3 separate regions of the Homo sapiens genome follow, and regions 1 and 3 are each linked to region 2. Evidence: chromatin loops called from intact Hi-C (ENCODE). Cell type or tissue: B cell. All regions are shown on one strand. Links, peaks and the distances in the headings refer to the core of each region. The heading gives the core; the rest is flanking DNA.

Region 1 (5,945 bases), core at 654-5,653, 55 kb after region 2:
TTATTAGTATATGGTTCTTGATTTTTTTTCAGTGAGCCATTGATCATCCACAGAGCAAAAATTCTCCTTGCCTGATATACAATCATACAGTAGTTATAACATTTCCCATATACTAAACATATATACCAGCTACCTTCTTGGGACTTTGCATCTACCCATTCCATGAAGTAGGAATTCTATTCTGATTATATAGATAGAAACAAAAGACAGAGAAAAGTTAAGTAACTTGTCATAAGGCAACAAATTTAAGACATTACCAAAGTTGGGACTTAAGCGTAGCATCTATGTCCCTAACCACTCTGCATATCATCAGATTTCATTGCATTAGGAAGCTGAAGCCCTATCTAGCTTACTCCTCACAGTAAGGTTCAGGGAGCTCTCCTGCTTCCACCCTGAAACCTGTGAAGAGTGCTTTCTTTGTGATGGATAAAGGTAGAGCAGAGCAGTGAAAAGGGCAGTAGTAGTGTAGATGTGAGTGCATACAGGCTTATTGTTCCTTGTGGGATTATAAACACATCCACACGTGCTATTCTAAGCCTCACTCCCCAAGGACCTCAGGGAATTCTCAGTCTAAAAATGAAACTTGCGATCTCTTGCAAAGGCCACTGAGCAGCAATAGAAGTCAATAGTGGCACTGTTACAGTAATAAAAGCAATCCTTTATGCAGCATTTATCACATGCCAGGCATTGTTCTACTGCTTGACATATGTTAACTTATTTACCCCTCACAATAACCTAAGAAAGTAGGTACTATTATTATCCCCAGGCTATGAATGAAGAAACTAAGGCACAATGAGGTTAATAACTTGCCACAGTCATAACAGTTTATAAGCAGTGAGCCAAGATTCAAACCCAAGCTGTCTTGCTCCGAAGTCCATGTTATTAATAGTCCATTACGCTCCCTCTACCATCTGTTTCCCCATGGAAAAAACTTCTTAAATTCTGGACAAAATGGATGCAACTGTGTTTTATCACCAGAAAAATAAAATCACATATATTGGGCTGGAAAAGATTTTCATGAGCATCTATTCCCTCTATTTCACACAGAAAAACTAAAGCCAAAAAGCTGAAGTGATTTGCCCACCATCGCACCAAACAAGCACCAATCTAAAGTCTACCATGTTCCAAGTCAATGGTTTTTCCATAGCATTTTCCAATCTCTCCCCAGTGTTTTCTTTTTTTTTTTTTTTTTTTTTTTTCAAATTTAAAGTTTGGCTCTTGTCTATTTGCAAGATCCCAGCTACTTGCCTTTCAATGTATCTATGCTACCAACTAAATAGCTGATGTGGGTTTCATTTAACTTAATCTTTGAAAATCACAAGGTCTCATCTAAGTTGTGACACTTATTTCAGCAATAAGATAGTATTTTCTGAAGCATCATATAAATACCAAGTTCAAATCCCTTTCCCATTAAGTACCAAGGAAATAATACAGTAGAAATTTTTATTAAAATCTTTACCTCTTCATCCAATTAACTTGCTAATGTGACAGAAAAAAAGTTACACAATTATCGTAAATGTGGATACACCTTGAAGCTGAAAGACTGTTCATTTCACTCAATCACAGAATTCAGACAGATCTCAGATATCATCTAAACATCTGCCACCAAAGAGAAAGCTGACTCTCCCGCAATCTTTCTGATACATGTACTCCGGCACCTTCATCCCTTTATTAACACACAACCAAGGTGCTACTGTGGGCTTCTTGCACTGGCAGGCAGTTAATGACTTTGACAGGCAGAAAGGTATCCAAAAATGACCTATCAATATCAAGTTCCTATTGCTATGAAGCCAGAGTGTTCCTCTCTCTAATTTTTAATCATTTTTTTTCTAGTTGAAGGAGGGGCAGAGGAAATTCCATCTTTATCTTCCAAAGAGACGGGATGGTGGGGTCTTAGTATGACAGAAACTGGCTGTTGGGAGTAGTATCACCCACGGCTAGAGTGGTTAAGAGTGCAGAATGTGAAGCCAAGCTGACAGAGTTTAAAACTGGGATATTATATTTGCGAGTCTGGGACCTAAGCAAGTTCCTTTAATCTCTCTAAACTTCAGTGTCCTCATTTTGATATCCCTTACCTCTTAAAATTGTTGAGAAGACTAAATGAGATAAGCCACGTAAAGGCCTTAGCATATGTCTGGCATATGGTATACTTTTTAAATGTTTAACTACTATTGTTATATTCATCGTCTTCATCAGCATCCCCCATCATGTCACTGCCCTTTGTGGAAATCCTTTTCTCCAGCTTGGCATTTATACGCACAGGAAAGCATGTGCCCTCTCCCAGGGTCTGACTTTGAGAACTCACCATTAGGGTTGTTGTAGTGGAAGGGTGGAAAATACAAGGGCTGAGGCAGGAGGAGATAAAGCTGATAGTGTGGGTTGTACTTCCCACCTTACCTTACAATCCTTTTTCCCAAGCCTGGAGGTGGAGTGCTCTGTAGGAGCTAACAACACTGCCTGGAAGTGGGAAGTGCCCAACACCTGCTCATTTTGTTGCTTCTTTTAAGGAAACAAAATTACCAACTGGCGATGCAAAGAGAGGATTTCTTGAGCCTGTCTGCTGCTACTTTACAGATGGAGAAAAAAATTATAAATGATCAGAGTAGCTCCAAGCCTATTAATTCCTTCCCACCCACATAGGAGCAATGCAGTGGAGGCAAGTATTGCTCACATCGTACAGACGGGAAGTAGAGACAGGTAGGGGTGGGTTGTGCTCAGTGGTGCAGTACCCGAGTGCTACTTTCAACTGCAATTTCAGGAAATCCCTTAGATACGAGATTTCTCCAATATCCACAGCAAATGGCTGCCTGTGTTGGTTGGATAAGGATAGAAATAAGGATAAAAAAAAAAGCAGAAGGGAGATCAAAGATGACAACTGCCCACATTAGACCCTAGGAAAAACGGCCACATTTCTAAAAGCACAATCTGGCCATTCCCGGACTCAAACAAGTTAGGAAAAGAGTTTTATAAATTACCCAGTCTTGATTTTTTTCAGACTATTCCCTGAGGAAGTCTAAGGTTCCCCAAAGGAGCTTCAATGCCAACGTAGACGTGGAGGTGTGTAAGGGATGCAATGCACAGGCTGGGCTCTGCACCCTTTTCAATCAGGGCTATTTTGTTTTAATATGCTTTACATTTTCATAAGATTATGCTGGGGGGAGAAGGAAGACTCTGACACATTAAGTTTTAAAAACACTGATGTAAACAAACTCCTTCATTCTCCCTCATCCCCCCCTCAAATAGAGAAACTAAGGCTGAGGCTACTTAAGAGACTTCAGTACAATCAAATAGCTAGTAAGTGGCAGAAAAAAGATCAACATCTGGTCCTCCTGCAAACATCTGTTTTGTCACCCAAACCTTGTATGAGATGTTTTGACAACTCCATTTCACATAGGAACAAAGCGATGGCACTTGTAATAGTTAAATATGAGTGAGTCAAATAGAAAATCTTCCATTACAATTAGTAACATACAAAGCACTATACTAGGCAACAAGTTACAATATTGAAAATTCCGGTTCTGATAATGGCAGAGTGATTCAAACTAACCCCTCTACAAGTAAAAAATTATAAATTCACAACAACATTTTTTAAGTCAACTATTTGAAGGCATGGTGAGCAAGAGCAGGCAGAAATTGGAGGAGATCCAATTTCTGAAAGAAGGGAACACAGATTATATATATACTTGCTGTTTTTTTTCATTGCTCTAGCAGCTACTGAGAAAGAGGTGTTAAAATCTCTAACTTTTATTTTGAAATTTTATTTCCCCTTTTAGTTTGTTACGTCTTCCTCCATGTATTTTGAAGCCCTTAATAGGTGCATACACACTTACAATTTTGTGTCTTCTTGATGAATTGACCACTTTACCACTACAAAACATACTTCTTTCTTTTTCCTAATACTCCTTGTCTTGAAGTCTACTTTGTCTGATATTAATGTAACTGCACTAGCTTCCTTATGCTCACAGTTTGCATAACTCATATTTTTTAATTCTTTCATTTTCAACCCGTCTGTGTTTATATTTAATGTATGCTTCTTATAGCTATAATACAGTTGGGTCTTGCTTTCTTCTTCATTTTGACAATCTGTACTTTCAAGTGAGATATTTATTTAATTTGCATTTAATGTATGAACATTGCTAGGTTTAGGTATGTCATTTTGCTGTTTGTTTTCTATTTGTTGCATCTGTTTTTTCATCTTCAGTTGCTCTTACTACTTTATGCATGTGTTAATAACCTGTTTGCTTAGAATTCAATTTTAATTTGTCTATTAAGTTCTTTGGCTATACCTATTTTCATTTTCTTCTGTCAACGGTTGTTCTAGGGATTGTGTCCTAAGTGAATCACAGTCTATTTTAAGCCAGTGTTATATCAATTTACAAAATTTACACGTTGCATTATACAATATTATACCACTCTACAATGATTTGTACTTTGCAACAGCATAAATAATTTACCTCCCCTCTCCTTTGTGTTACTGTCATCTCATATTTAACTTCACAGTTTATCAACCCCACAATGCAATACTGTATCTTTTATTATCTCTGTACCTTGACATACAGTTGATCATAATGACATGCACTTGAAAAGAGTGTTCTGCAGTTTTGGGATATAGAGTTCAATAAATATCAAATAGTACCAATCTCTACACAACTCTTATAGAAAGAAGAGAAAGAAAGAACATTTCTCAACCCATTTTATGAGGCCAGCATAATCCTAATATAAACTCCTTCTAACAAAGACATTACAAGTATAGAAAATCATATGCCAATATCTCTTATGATTATAGTCATAAAAAATCCTCAGCAATATATTAAAAAAAGAAATCCAATAATGTATTTAAAGGATTATATATTATGACCACATAAGGTTTACCCTAGAGAGGCAAGGTTGGTTTAAGATACTAAAGTTGATGCAATTCACCAAATTAACACAATAAAAAAGAAAAACCAAATAATCATCTCAACACATACAGAAAACAATGCTGACAGAATTTATTGTCAATTTCTGATAAAAAAAAAAAAATTTCACCATCCTATGGATATTTCTCAATCATGAAAGAAAAGGAGTGTAGGGAATCTACTAAAACCCTATAGCTAAAATCAACTGTGAGAACTACTTAGTGAATTTGGCAAGGTCATTATATAAAAATCAATTCTATTTTTATATTCTACTAACAAATTACAAATGAAATTTTTTAAAAATTCCATTTAGAAAGAGCATCAAAATGCACTAATACTTAGAAGTAAATTTAACAAAAGGCATTCAAAACTCTCACACTAAAAGCATTAAAACATTACTGAGAGAAAATAGAGGACTCAATATTGTTAAGATGCTAATTTCCCTCAACCAGTGTAATGATTTAAAGCAATCCAAACAGATATTTTTTGTCAAGTTTGACAAGTAGACTCTGAAGTGTTTAAGAAAACATAAAGGACCTAGAGTAGTCAAAATAATTTTTAAGAAGAGCAAAGTAGGGGGACCCACCTATCTGATTTTAAGACTTATTATATAGCTACATTAAATCAAGACAACTTGCTATTGGCAAAAGGATAGATCAATAAATCAATGAAGCAGAATACAGAGTCCAGAAATAGTGCCACACAAGTATGGTCTATTATTTTTTCACAACAGTGCCAACGTAATTCAATATGAAAGTCTTTTCAAAAACTGATGCTTGAGCATATGGGTATCTATTTGTGAAAAGAAACATCAACCCTTCTATCTCACATTGAGTGTGTGTGTGTGTGTGTGTGTGTATGTGTATACATATACACATATATATGATTTTGATTAATTTATATATGTAGCTATACATATATAAAAATTATATGTATATATATACATATATATAAATTATATATATGTATCAATTACATATATATAAATTAATCCTAAATCTAACTGTAAAACTTTAAACTATAGAATACCCAAGGAAAAACTTCAGA
Region 2 (5,945 bases), core at 431-5,430:
ACCTGCTTGATCTCAGCTTTAGCCAAATCTTATACTCCTAAGTGCATGCCTTCTTTATAACCCATTACATATACAAGTGCAGCTGGTGTTCAAATTGATGAGGGTGACTAGATCCTTAAATAAAAATTGGTGGAATTTTCTTCCACACTCTAACTTTGGACCCACCAATGTCTCCAGGATTAAATGTGGATATTATAATGATACCATTTGATTTATTTTTATTTTTTGAAGCTAAATACCATAAAATTTTCTGATGAATGACTTTTCAAACAGATCCGTTTATCAAAGTTGCACAGGATATAGTCTGCATATTACACATTTATGATAGAATCAAAATTAAAATTTAAGAACCTCTTTCATTGCCCTTTTGGATTGTGGCAGCAGTCTCAACGAAAGGGCAGACTGATTCACGTAAATTAAAGGGCACTGAATGATCTTCAACTTTTATGCACATGACATAAGAGACAGGCTGTGGTATAAATTACTAATCACACAACTAATTCACCTACATGAACCAATAATTGTGGCTGCTTTGCTCAAACTTTCCTCAGATTGATAGCATGAATGGAACTCTGTACACATCTCATGGCAGATGACGGTAAATATTATTGGTCTCTTTGGGTTGTTTCTCACCATAAAATACAGTCAGTATGATAAATGAAGAAGGATGGATGGTGCTAAGGGCCAACAAAACCAACATTTTTGACAGTTCAAATGCTAATCTTTAATCCTTAAAATTATTAAACTACAGATATTTAAACAAGTGACTATAGAGATCAATAATCTTAAAGTCTCACGGTATTCATAAATCTGTACCACTAGACCAGAATAAATTTTCAAATAGGTTTCTGAATAAGAATTGTCAATTATTTATTTTTATAAAGGGAGGAAAGAAATGGGATGAAATGCAGCATGGTATATTCTTATAAATTTGATTGCAATTTGCTAGGCTGGTTACCTATAGGAAGGGCACAGTACATGTGAAAGTTACAAATGCTGGAGGGTTGAACACTCATTTAAGACGTATTCAGTCTTGAAAATTGAGTTTAAAATGTTGAAGCCTCATAAGTTTCTATCCTCATGACCTTATGCAAATTAAATTTGAAACATCACAATAATCTCTTTCTGCAACTTGGAGAGTTCTCCTCACTTCCTTCATTCGGACATGCACTCGTGTGCTCAGTAGGCTTCCGCTTGGCATGTTTCCGGAGCCAGGCTACCTAATTTGGCCCACCCTATTCACACGGATCTTAGAGAGGAAAATCAGCCAGCCCACAAATGTCCTTTTTACAGAAAACCTCTATTGACTTCTACCCAGCAACCATCTATATAAACAACCCCTTATATTGATCTTATAAGTTATGGTAATGTTACATTAGCATTCATTTCTCTGGATACATATTTAAACAGTAATTTCTTTTAAGCTAGCAATTACCTGGTAATGCTGAATCAATCCGAAAAGTGTATTTCTAGAACAGTTTCAGAAAATCTGGTGAGAGTTCCCCTTTGCACAGCGAGCATTTCTCACAGCCTCAGGCTCATGAATGGTTACCTGAGATCTTGAAACAAGGAGACAGACACAAATAACATCGGGCGAGTCAGGACTGCACTGACATGAACTGGTTCTCAAGTCAGGAGAAAGCCTGCAGCAGGAGGATATTATCTAAGATATTTGAGATGGGGTTGGTCTGGACTAGATAGATAGATAAACCTTCAAACACACACAATCACTTCAGTGTTGTCCAGATTTAAGTTTAAACATAAGGAATCTTAACTATCCTAAGACATTTGGAAATAACTGAATAACTCATCTTACCAGTTATTTACTTGGGAGATTATTTTTGGAAGATTATCAGTAGGCTGATATTTTTTTAAAAAAATCAGAGTCATTCTTAAGTTTTAATGCCAGATTTTATATAATTTCAGGAAGTATTCCCTCTAAAGTAACAAACCAGCAGTTAGCTCAAAACACGAACCCCGTCTTTCTTTGGAATGCACATTCTTTCTCACAAGATTTGAAATCGCCAAATGCTACTTTTTCTTTGAAGACAGCATTTCTTTAAAGGGCCATGTTTAACTGCACCTTTTCTACATGGATGTATGCTTACGGATCTCATCATCTTCTAAATTTAGAGAGATGCGCTTTCCAAAGGAAGATAGGCAGCCAATAAGGAGGATCCCATCAAAAGAGAGGTGAGTTACTATGGTTACTTTTCAGGAGGTTGAGTAACAGTGAACAGTGCTCTTGGCCAAATGGACCCTTTCCAGAGGAGGACCTAAAAAGAATGTTGCTATCCATACGTGTTGATTCAATTAGTCGAGACTACACTATGTCGTTTGAGCTTTAACCACAGGCTTTCTATCAGCGATTGCTGCTTCCAGCCTAGCTGCACATAGGCAGCGAAGTCAACGGGAAAACAAGGACTGAAAACTTCCGAACGCTAACCTAATAGCGAAGAGCAGCGGACTCTTCACCCAAGAACCAATCCTAAGGTTTACATTTAAAAAATCGAATCAGGTCATTTGGGACCAGCAGCTGGCTACTCTTCAGTGGTTGGGGGCGGGGTGGGATCCCGGAACACGTCCCTATCCTCCCCCTCAAGGAAAGGAGTCCCTTCTGAGCTCGGAGGAAGGCACCTGGCTGGATGAATCCAGACATACCTTGTGAGCTGGGTCCACTCACCAGATCGGCGCATGCACCTGTTAGGTAGAAGCGCGGGGTTCGGTGCTCACTCCTGCTTTTGCGGCTGTCACTCTTCAGTCGGGCGCTGACAGCGGCAGTAGCGGCAACTGCAGCTCGGCGGGCAGCCCTGGCTCCTGCAGGTCCGTCCCTCCAGTCTCTGAAGCGCCTCTCACTCCGGGTTCGCAGCGCTAGGCGGGCGCGCAGCTGTTCTCAGCTCGCATTGGACCACAGGGAGCAGATGTTACCCGGTTGCTAGGAGCGTTGCTAGGAGGCGATGACGCCCCTCCACAGCTCGGGAGCAACTTTCCTGTAGGTCGAGTGCGCCGGCGGGGGCTGCTGGGAGCAAGGTTGAGAGCTGGAACGCCGAGGGGCGGCGAACAAAGAGCCCCGACAGAAGGGTCCCGACTGCGCTCGCCTAAGTTGGGGCCGGCAGAGTGGGTTGGGAGGCTGGGGCTGGGCGAGACTCGCGGGCCCGGGTAGGTGAGCCTCGGTCCCGCGCCTCCCCGGGCAGGTCACTCGCTGCAGGCCTTGGCTCGGTGTCCCCTACGGAGGTCGGGTTTGGGGAGAGGGGTGGGGCGGCACTTTCAGCGGCTGAGGAAGCAGCGGGGTTTGGCTCAGTGTTTTTTTTTTTTGTTTTTTTTTTAAGACCCTGACCCTTCCTCTGGGATACTCTTCGCCTTGGAGTAGGACCCTGAGAAGGGAGAACCGGATGAGTTCGTGGGTGTGACCCGGGGTGAGGCGTTTGGGGATGAGCAGTACGGGATCTTCCGCCTTCTGGGACTCTCCTCCCTAGTGTGTTCGTGTTTGTGTCTGCAGGTTTGAGCACTTGATAGATTCTGAGGAGGGATATGTTAACTAATCCATAAAAATCAGCCCAGAGTCTAATTCCTTTTGGCGTTGTCTGTGGCTGCCTACTGGCAGGGGGCCTCAGATTTAAAAAAAAAAAAAAAAAAAAAAAAAAGTTCTTGTGCTCTAAAACACGTCCTTCACACAATTAGAAAGTCCTCATTTTGGTCCAACAGCTACTTAAAACCTCAGGCCAACATGTAAACTTCTTTAACATGAAAATGCACAAAAGCAAAGGTATTTTTCACAAAGGAGACTAGAGGTGTGCATGATTTAGCACTTTAGTACACTTTAGTGTACATGTACACATTAGTATACATTTCCCCAAATGATTGCATAATTTCTCATATCTCAAGCTATGTTTTCATGTTTTACATTGCTTTTGTTGTTGTTGTTAAATAGGGCTGTTTTCTTGGGGATGGGGGATGATTAGAACATCAAAGTGGGCAATTTGGGTAGCCAGTAAGCCAAATTAAAGAAGGGAAGATGAAAAATCTACTAGAGAAATGTTACCCAAAGCTATCTTCGGAGAGAGAATCGCACTGAAGAAGAGACACATCACTTCCCTGGTTCCCTGTAGAGTCATGCCAGGGCCTGGAAGGAAGAGAACACGACTGGGAATCAATTAGAAAGAAAAGTTGCTGTCTTTGGAGCCAGGGCAGGGCTGCTGTGCAGTGTTATGTTGATTCCTCTGGTGGCTGGCACTCTGTGAGGCTGAAGGGGCTACACCAGCGGCCCCACCACTCTCAGGGCCCCCTGCTTGCTCTCTCAGCACCTACTGAAAGCCTGTGGCAAAGCTAACAGTTTGTTAGCCCTAAGATTTAAAAAGCTGGTAACCTAAAATCGAACTGTCTGAAGAAGTAATAATAAGCCACAGTGGGTTGAAGATCTGATGATAAAGTTTCAGCTATCGGGTATGACAGGGGGCTTTGAGACGGGTACACTTCACATCCAGGAGATGGTCCTAGCCAGAAGTACACCACTGCTGCTTCCTTCTTCGTTGGAATAAGGGCAAGATGCAGCTGATATCTCAATGAGCCTTGTCTTCTTGTCCAGCTCATCTCAAAACACTCTCCTCCTTGCTCTTTAAGGTCCAGTCACGCTGGACTTTTTTCAGTTTCCTTGAATAGGGAAGGGTCTCACTTGCCTAAGGTATTTTGTACATGCTGTTTCTTCTTTCTTAATGTGCCTCCCTTTTACCTGGCTTACTCCTACTCAGCTTTCACGTCTCAGCTTAAATACCACTTCCTCATAGCAGCTTCCCCTGACAGCCTCCCACCGACTACATTAGCCCCCTAATTATGTTCCCAATTCACCCTACCAATCCTATTTCACAATATTCATTACACCAGATTTTAAGCTAGTTCACCTGGTTAACACTGTGTCCCAACTGTCTAGCACACAGTGCCTGGTACATCAAAGGTAACCAAGAACGCCTGGGAATAGATGAATCCACCCTGCCTGGTTTGAGGTCCCTGTTTTCACCTTAGCTACGTAGCTATCAGTTCATGAACTTACACTAACCTTGAAGGCAGCCACTAGTTGCTGTCTTTACAGTTACTCAAGCAGAAGAAGGGAGCTGGGGGAAAGCCTGTTATACAGAAAATAGTTTTCTTCCCTTAATGAGACATTGTGTTTATAAAGTGACTTTTTTTTTTCCTTTTCAAAACATCTTATAAAGGTCACTACCTGCATTTTAATAGCATTGGGAAATACTCACCTAAAGTCATTTATATATTTTCCTAATTCTTGTCTTTCCACACCCTCTAAAGTGGTTGTGAGACCTCCGAGATGAACGGTTTCATTTTTCCTTAAAATACTCCTCTACCTCAGGTAAAAGCAGCCTCCATAACAACACGCTATATCTTATGGAGAAAAAAATGTATTTGGGAGCAGCTAGGTAATTTGACCAGTATGGATGGTATGTCTAGTGTTATACTTTATCTGAATGGACTAGGAAATCTTTACTATTGTCAGTTTAAATCAACAAATAATTGCCAAGTCCCCTCCTCCTCTGGGACTACCTCAAGATATAACAGATGTTGGAAGACACGAAAGAAAGGTCAAGGTAATCCAAGATCACAGGATTCCTTGATGGCATAACTGGAATTAGAAAACAGGTATGATTTTAATCTCGACTGTGTTATTTATGTCTGCATATATAATTGGATAAATTCTGCAATTCTCCTTGTAAGATTAGAATCTTTCACTAAACAATTTTGGATTTTAAAATACATATTAAAATTCCATACTACCTACCTTAGAATCTATCCAAATTCTAATCTTCTCACCACTCAATCTTGTCCCTCCTCGACATGACCATAGATATAATGCCAATCCTGTCTCCTACTTCTTATCTGTTTACTGAAAAGAATCAGATGTTTTATTATGTAGTGGAATGCACATTAAAATTTAT
Region 3 (5,945 bases), core at 654-5,653, 260 kb after region 2:
AAAACAATGAGATACCATGTATAAGAATAGCCAAAATCCAGAACACTGGCAACACCAAATGCTGGAGAGGTTGCGGAACAACAGGAACTCTCATTCACTGCTGGTGGGAATGCAAAATGGTACAACCACTTTGGAAGACGGTTTGGAAGTTTCTTAACAAACTAAACACACTTTTACCATATGATCCAGCAGTCATTCTCCTTAGGATTTACCCAAAGGACGTGAAAATATATGTCCACACAAAAAACTGCACATGAATGTTTATAGCAGCTTTACTCATAATTGCCAAAACTTGGAAGCAACCAAGATGTCCCTCAATAGGTAAATGGATAAACAAACTGTGGTGAATCTAGACAATAGAACATTATTCGGTGCTAAAAAGAAATAAGCTATCAACCCATGACAAGCCATGGAGGAAATTTAAATGCATATTACAAAGTGAAAGAAGTCAATCTGAAAAGGTTATATCCTGTATGATTCCAACCATATGACATTATGGAAAAGACAAAAACTGTGGAGACAGTAAAAATATCAGTAATTGCCAGGGGTTAGAAAGGGTAGAAGGACGAATGGACAGAGCACAGAAAATGTTTAGGGCAGTGAAACTACTCTGTATGATACTATAATGAATACATGTCACTATACATTTGTCCAAACTCAGAGAATGTACAACACCAAGAGTGAACCTTAATGGACTCTGGATGATGATGATATGCCAGGGTAGGTTCCTCAGTGTTAACAAATGTATCAGTCTAGTGGGAGATGCTGATAGTGAAGAAGGCTGTGCATGTGTAGGGGCAGGGCATGGGTGGGAAATCCCTGCACCTCCCCTTCAATTTTAGTGTGAACCTAAAACTACTCTAAAATATGTCTACTTTTTAAAAGGGAATAAACATTGATGCACACAAGAACAATGATGAATCTCCAAAGCATTATGTTAAGTGAAAGAAGCCAGACACAAAGGATGACATATGATATGATCCCATCTATATAAAATTTTAGAGAAGACAAAACTATCATGATGGAAAGCAGATCACTGGTTTCCAGGGTCCGGGAGGTGGGAGAGGAGACTGACTGCAATGGGCGACAAGGGAAATTTTTTGGCATGAGAGAAATGTTCTACAAGATGAATGTGGTGGTAGTTTCAAAACTACACACTTGTCAAAAGTTATAGGATGGTACACTTAAAACTGGTGAATTTTTGCATGCAAATTATACTTTCATAAAGCTATAAGAATATAACAATAAAGCACACATAACTCACTTTATTGCGCTTCATTTTATTGTGATTTGCAGATATTGTGTGTGTTTTTTTTACAAATTGAAAGTTTGTAGCAACCCTACATCAAGCAAGTCTGTCAGCACTATTTTTCCAAAGTATGTGCTCACTTTGTGACTCTGTGCCAGTATTTTTTTAGCAATAAAGTATATTTCATTAAGGTAGGTATTTTTTTGGATATGATGCTATTGTATACTTAATAAACTATAGCATGGTGTAAACGTAACTTTTATATGCACTAGGAAACCAAAACATTTGTGTGACTCACTTTATTGAGATACTTGCTTTATTGCAATAGGCTGGAACTGAATCCCCAGTATCTCTAAAATATGCCTATGTAAGAATTCTATCAAACAGGCTGGGCATGGTGGCCCATACCTGTAATCCCAGCACGTTGGGAGGCCAATGTGGGCAGATTGCTTGAGCCCAGGAATTCGAGACCAGCCTGGGCAACATGCCAAAACCCCCTTTCTACAAAAAATATAAAAATAAGCCAGGCATGGTGGCACGTGCCTGTGGTCCCAGCTACGTGGGGGGCTGAAGCAAGAGCCTGAGCCCAAGAGATCAAGGCTGTAGTGAGTCATGTTTGCACTGCACTCCAGCCTGGGCAACAGAGGGAGACCCTGTCTCGAAAACAAAAAGGAGATTATCCGAAAGAAAGTAAAAGGCATCTGTGATTCAACCATCCAGATACTACCACAGTTAAGACTTCTGTGCATTAAAATGTTTATATTTTTACCAAAAAAAATTAGTAAATTTTGCCACTTAATTTTGCAAATTGGTAAGCTTTTTTCACTTAAGATATCCTGAACATTTCTGTGCCCATAAAGAAATAGAATGACAACATGAGCTCTAATGGCTACAAAATAGTCCACTGGATATATACAAAATAATTAATTCAGATTCCCTCCCAGTTGGTGAGCAGTATTGTGATGAATCTCATTATCAGAAATCCCACTCTCTGATCACCACCTTCCATACTTCTAGTTCACTCCTTGCTGGTCCTACATTCCAACTCCAGCCAACTTGATTCTTCCTGGTCCTAGATTCCATCCATCCTACCACTTTCGTCACTGCCTCTCACCCTCCTCCGATTGCTTTCTTCTTCCCCCAGCTTAAAATGCCATGGTCAGTCTCCGTACACCTCACTTGAATACTTCCTCAACACTTGCATCTTCCCACTGCATTAGGCCCACTTAGCAAAACCACACCCTGGTAAAATCCAACACTGCCTGTATCAACATAGCTAAACAAGGCTGGAGAAAAACACTCTTGAATCGAATGGCCTCACATGAAATTCATGGCCTCAAGCCTCAGGTGGATCCTCAATGTAGTGCAGCAATCTTTCTACTTTTCCCTACTCCATTTTCTCCCATTCTCTTGGCCCAGTGCCTCTTAAACTATCTGCTGTGAGGACTAGATGTTTTTATTTCCAATCTATTATAGACCAATACTTTTTAAAAATACAATAAAAATGTTACAGCAATGTCAAGTGCTATAACAGTTTCTAAAAGCTTGCTCTCACTTTCTGTACTCATCTCCTGGCAAGTCAGTAACCAAGGGCTCCCCAACTGGCCACTTTGTGCACTGCAGTCCTAGATGACAAATCTCAAATTGCCAGCACCTCCCCACCTTATTCACTCTGAGTTGATCATCTTGCTTCCTCTTTCACTAAAAAGGAATGAAAGACAATCAGTTCTTACTGATATGCAAATGATGTTTACAAAGGTTATTACTACACTCCTATAATTGCTTCTGTGCTGCTTTGCAAAAAATGAAAACTAAAAATAAATCACACCCAAACAAATACAGGCTAGAATGGTTTGTTGTTGTTGTTGTTGTTGTTTGGAAAGAAGCAGTTCTTTCAAAGTAGCTTTGTTACTTGTACCAAACTGTAAACATAAAACCTTTGTGCAACCTAGAGTGACTTTTTCCAAAGATTGTTACCTATTTCAAGGTGGAACCATTAAAACGTACTGAACCACAGTGGAAAAGACAACTATTGAGCCTAATTGAGGAGAAGGGTACTGTTTATTTCTGTGGCAACTGTATGTGGGTATATGGACAAGGTCTGTCATCTATTTAGGGACTTGTTTTATATGTCCCCGACCTTATCCACATCTTTTTGTTTTCTTTTGAATGTACTTTTCCAAACAAAGAATTATAAAATTATTTCAACCTTAGAACCTTAAGATGCCTTCAAATGGATTTATGTTAGTCTTTAGGGAGTCAATGTGTTGCTGCTTATTATAATATAGTTCGCTTGGAGCCCCAAGTGTGCCAATGTCCTCCCCACACTTCCCAGATGCCTTCATCTTCCTGTGAGCACTTGAGCTAGGAATCTCAGGTGACTTAATTTGGTTTTCCAGTGCTGAGGAGGCTACATTGTCTGGGGTATATATCCAGGGGCTCACCATTTGGCATTGGAAAATTTAGGACACAGACACAAGGAGTTTGTGTCTGTGTCCTAAACCTTTAGGAGTAAAGGTTTAATAGGCAGAAGAAGAGAAACAGCTCTCTCTGTCGAGAGAGAGAGGGGTTTTCCGAGCGGAAAAGATGGGCTGGCTGTGGATGTGCCGGATTGTATAGTAAAGCTTGAGGAGGTGGTGTCTGATTTAGGTAGGTAGGGCTCACAGATTGGTTTAATCAAATGTGAAGTTTACATAGCACGCCCAAATCCGGTCACCCCACCCTAATCTTATTATGCTAATGAACTCTCCGTGTCTGGCCGCCATCTTGTCGCTCTTTACTGTACACATGGCTGGCACCTAAAGGAAGATGGAGCCAACATGTCTAGTCCCTAGTTCCCGCCAGCATTCACTAGCGCAAGCTCCCAGGTTGGCTGTCTACGTCTGCAGCTCGACTTTACAGGCTGCTCTTTGTTAGAAAATGATTTGGGGCTGGCCGGGCGCGGTGGCTCACGCCTGTAATCCCAACACTTTGGGAGGCCGAGGCGGGCGAATCATGAGGTCAGGAGATCAAGACCATCCTGGCTAACATGGTGAAACCCCGTCTCTACTAAAAATACAAAAAAAAAAATTAGCCGGGCGTAGTGGTGGGCGCCTGTAGTCCCAGCTACTCGGGAGGCTGAGGCAGGAGAATGGCGTGAACCCAGGAGGCGGAGGTTGCAGTGAGCCGAGATCGCACAGCCGCACTCCAGCCTGGGCAACAGAGTGAGACTCCGTCTCAAAAAAAAAAAAAGAAAAGAAAAGAAAAGAAAAAAGAAAATGATTTGGGGCTGCTTTTCATTAAAAAGCCTTACCGAGGACTCCCATAACCTTACTATCTGCCTAAGTGATTTCTTCTTAACCCCTGTATCAGTGCCTACTCTATTGAAAAACTAGTTTTTCATTCTTGAGAAGAAACTTATGGAAGGACACGTTTCCTATCACAAGTTCACGTACTAATTTTTTTGTTTAATTTCCTTGGTGCGACTTATGCCAAGTAATTATGAAGATTTTTTTTCCTGGGTATTTCATGAAGCCTAGGAAGTTGGAACAGGCAAATCCTGGGTGTGAAAGCTTTATTTTATCTACCTCATTTATTTTTTATTTGTTGTAGTCATAGTCTCTGCTTTCCTATTTTAAGACCACTGAAGTATTCCCAGGCCCTGTCTTAAACTTAAGAGTTGATGTATTGGTGGGAAGAACTGAATGTTCAAGATGATCTTTTTATTCCATTTTTTTATAATCTCCTTTTGTACATGTAATAACATTGAGCATATGAATTATTGTTCCTCTAATGGCTTAACGGGAAAGGAGAAAGAAAGATCCTAACTTCTGGGTGGAAAAGTCTTTCCCCTGTATGCGGAAGGCCCTGATTGAAATGTGGACCTAAGACTGTTTGCCAAGTTTTGTCTCTTAGTTATTGCACCTTGACTTTAGGATTCCCCAATTTTTTTTTTCTTTTTTTCTTTCTTTTTTTTTTTTTTTTTTTTTTTGCCAAGCTGTGCCTTTCCTTCTGGAATTGTAAGTGAACACAATAGTACATGCTTACACTGTGAAGTGGATACTGTTACGGAGAACACAACAGTGGCTTTCTCACTGTTGAGATGATAATGTCTTGTGAATGTATGATCTACAGAGAAACCCCTGTAGTTTTATCCACTGATGCTGTCTGCTGGAAAATAAATTTTGAATGTTTTTTCCCCCTGTCAAAATGACAGACAGACAGACAGACAATCAGAAGGGACCAAACTTTCCTTCCATATACTCTTTCTTCCCTTTTATTAGAGATGAATTGCTTGTGTTCCCATCTTAGGTCAAATCCTCCATTTATGCACTGGATTCCAACCTCTCTTCTACTCAAAGACACTGTTCCATCAATTCTTTCTCTCCTGCATCAGAGATTTTTCCCTTTCTACTGAGTTATTCCTATCACTGTACATGCTATTATTTCTCCCATCTTAAGAAGAAAATCTCTTGCTCCCACTTCCCCTCCAGCCTCTTGACTGCACTCTCCTTTAGTACTGTCTATATGCTCTTTCCAGCCCCTCTTCCTTAACCAACTCCAGCCAGGCTTACCCCACCACTCCATTACATTGCTTTCTCAAGGTCACTAGGGAAACTCACTTTGTAAACTCTGGCAGTCAACTGTCAATCTTCGAAGTAGACACTTTCTATGGTACATGTCATGTTCCCTGGGCCCACCTCTAATTTCAGTCATA

The links. Peaks named below come from ENCODE experiments on the same cell type or tissue, not always from the same donor. Only the 100,000 strongest peaks of a DNase experiment are listed, where the experiment ranks them.
Region 1: it touches region 2 in a loop (1.9-fold over the local background); 3 of 110 quality-filtered maps call a loop at or near these places.
Region 3: a loop joins it to region 2, with 7 times the contacts of the local background. A loop is called at or near these places in 8 of 110 quality-filtered maps.

Annotation. Positions count from the first base shown.
Region 1 is chr14:62,059,589-62,065,533 of GRCh38, reverse strand. All of the region lies in intron 3 of SYT16 (synaptotagmin 16), which reads right to left. Among named protein-coding and RNA genes, the nearest start is that of LINC00644, 77 kb to the left of the region's middle. In B cell, for the core only: no CTCF peak of the experiment used is centred there; a DNase peak (open chromatin) is centred at 2,703; H3K4me3 peaks cover 657 bases.
Region 2 is chr14:62,114,305-62,120,249 of GRCh38, reverse strand. It overlaps the pseudogene SERTAD4BP. Among named protein-coding and RNA genes, the nearest start is that of LINC00644, 23 kb to the left of the region's middle. In B cell, for the core only: a CTCF peak has its summit at 2,751; DNase peaks (open chromatin) are centred at 2,809 and 4,739; H3K4me3 peaks cover 1,759 bases; H3K27ac peaks cover 552 bases; H3K27me3 peaks cover 1,243 bases.
Region 3 is chr14:61,857,395-61,863,339 of GRCh38, reverse strand. The region is part of intron 1 of SYT16 (synaptotagmin 16); the gene reads right to left. Among named protein-coding and RNA genes, the nearest start is that of SYT16, 48 kb to the right of the region's middle. In B cell, for the core only: CTCF peaks have their summits at 2,644 and 2,847; a DNase peak (open chromatin) is centred at 2,859; H3K27me3 peaks cover 225 bases.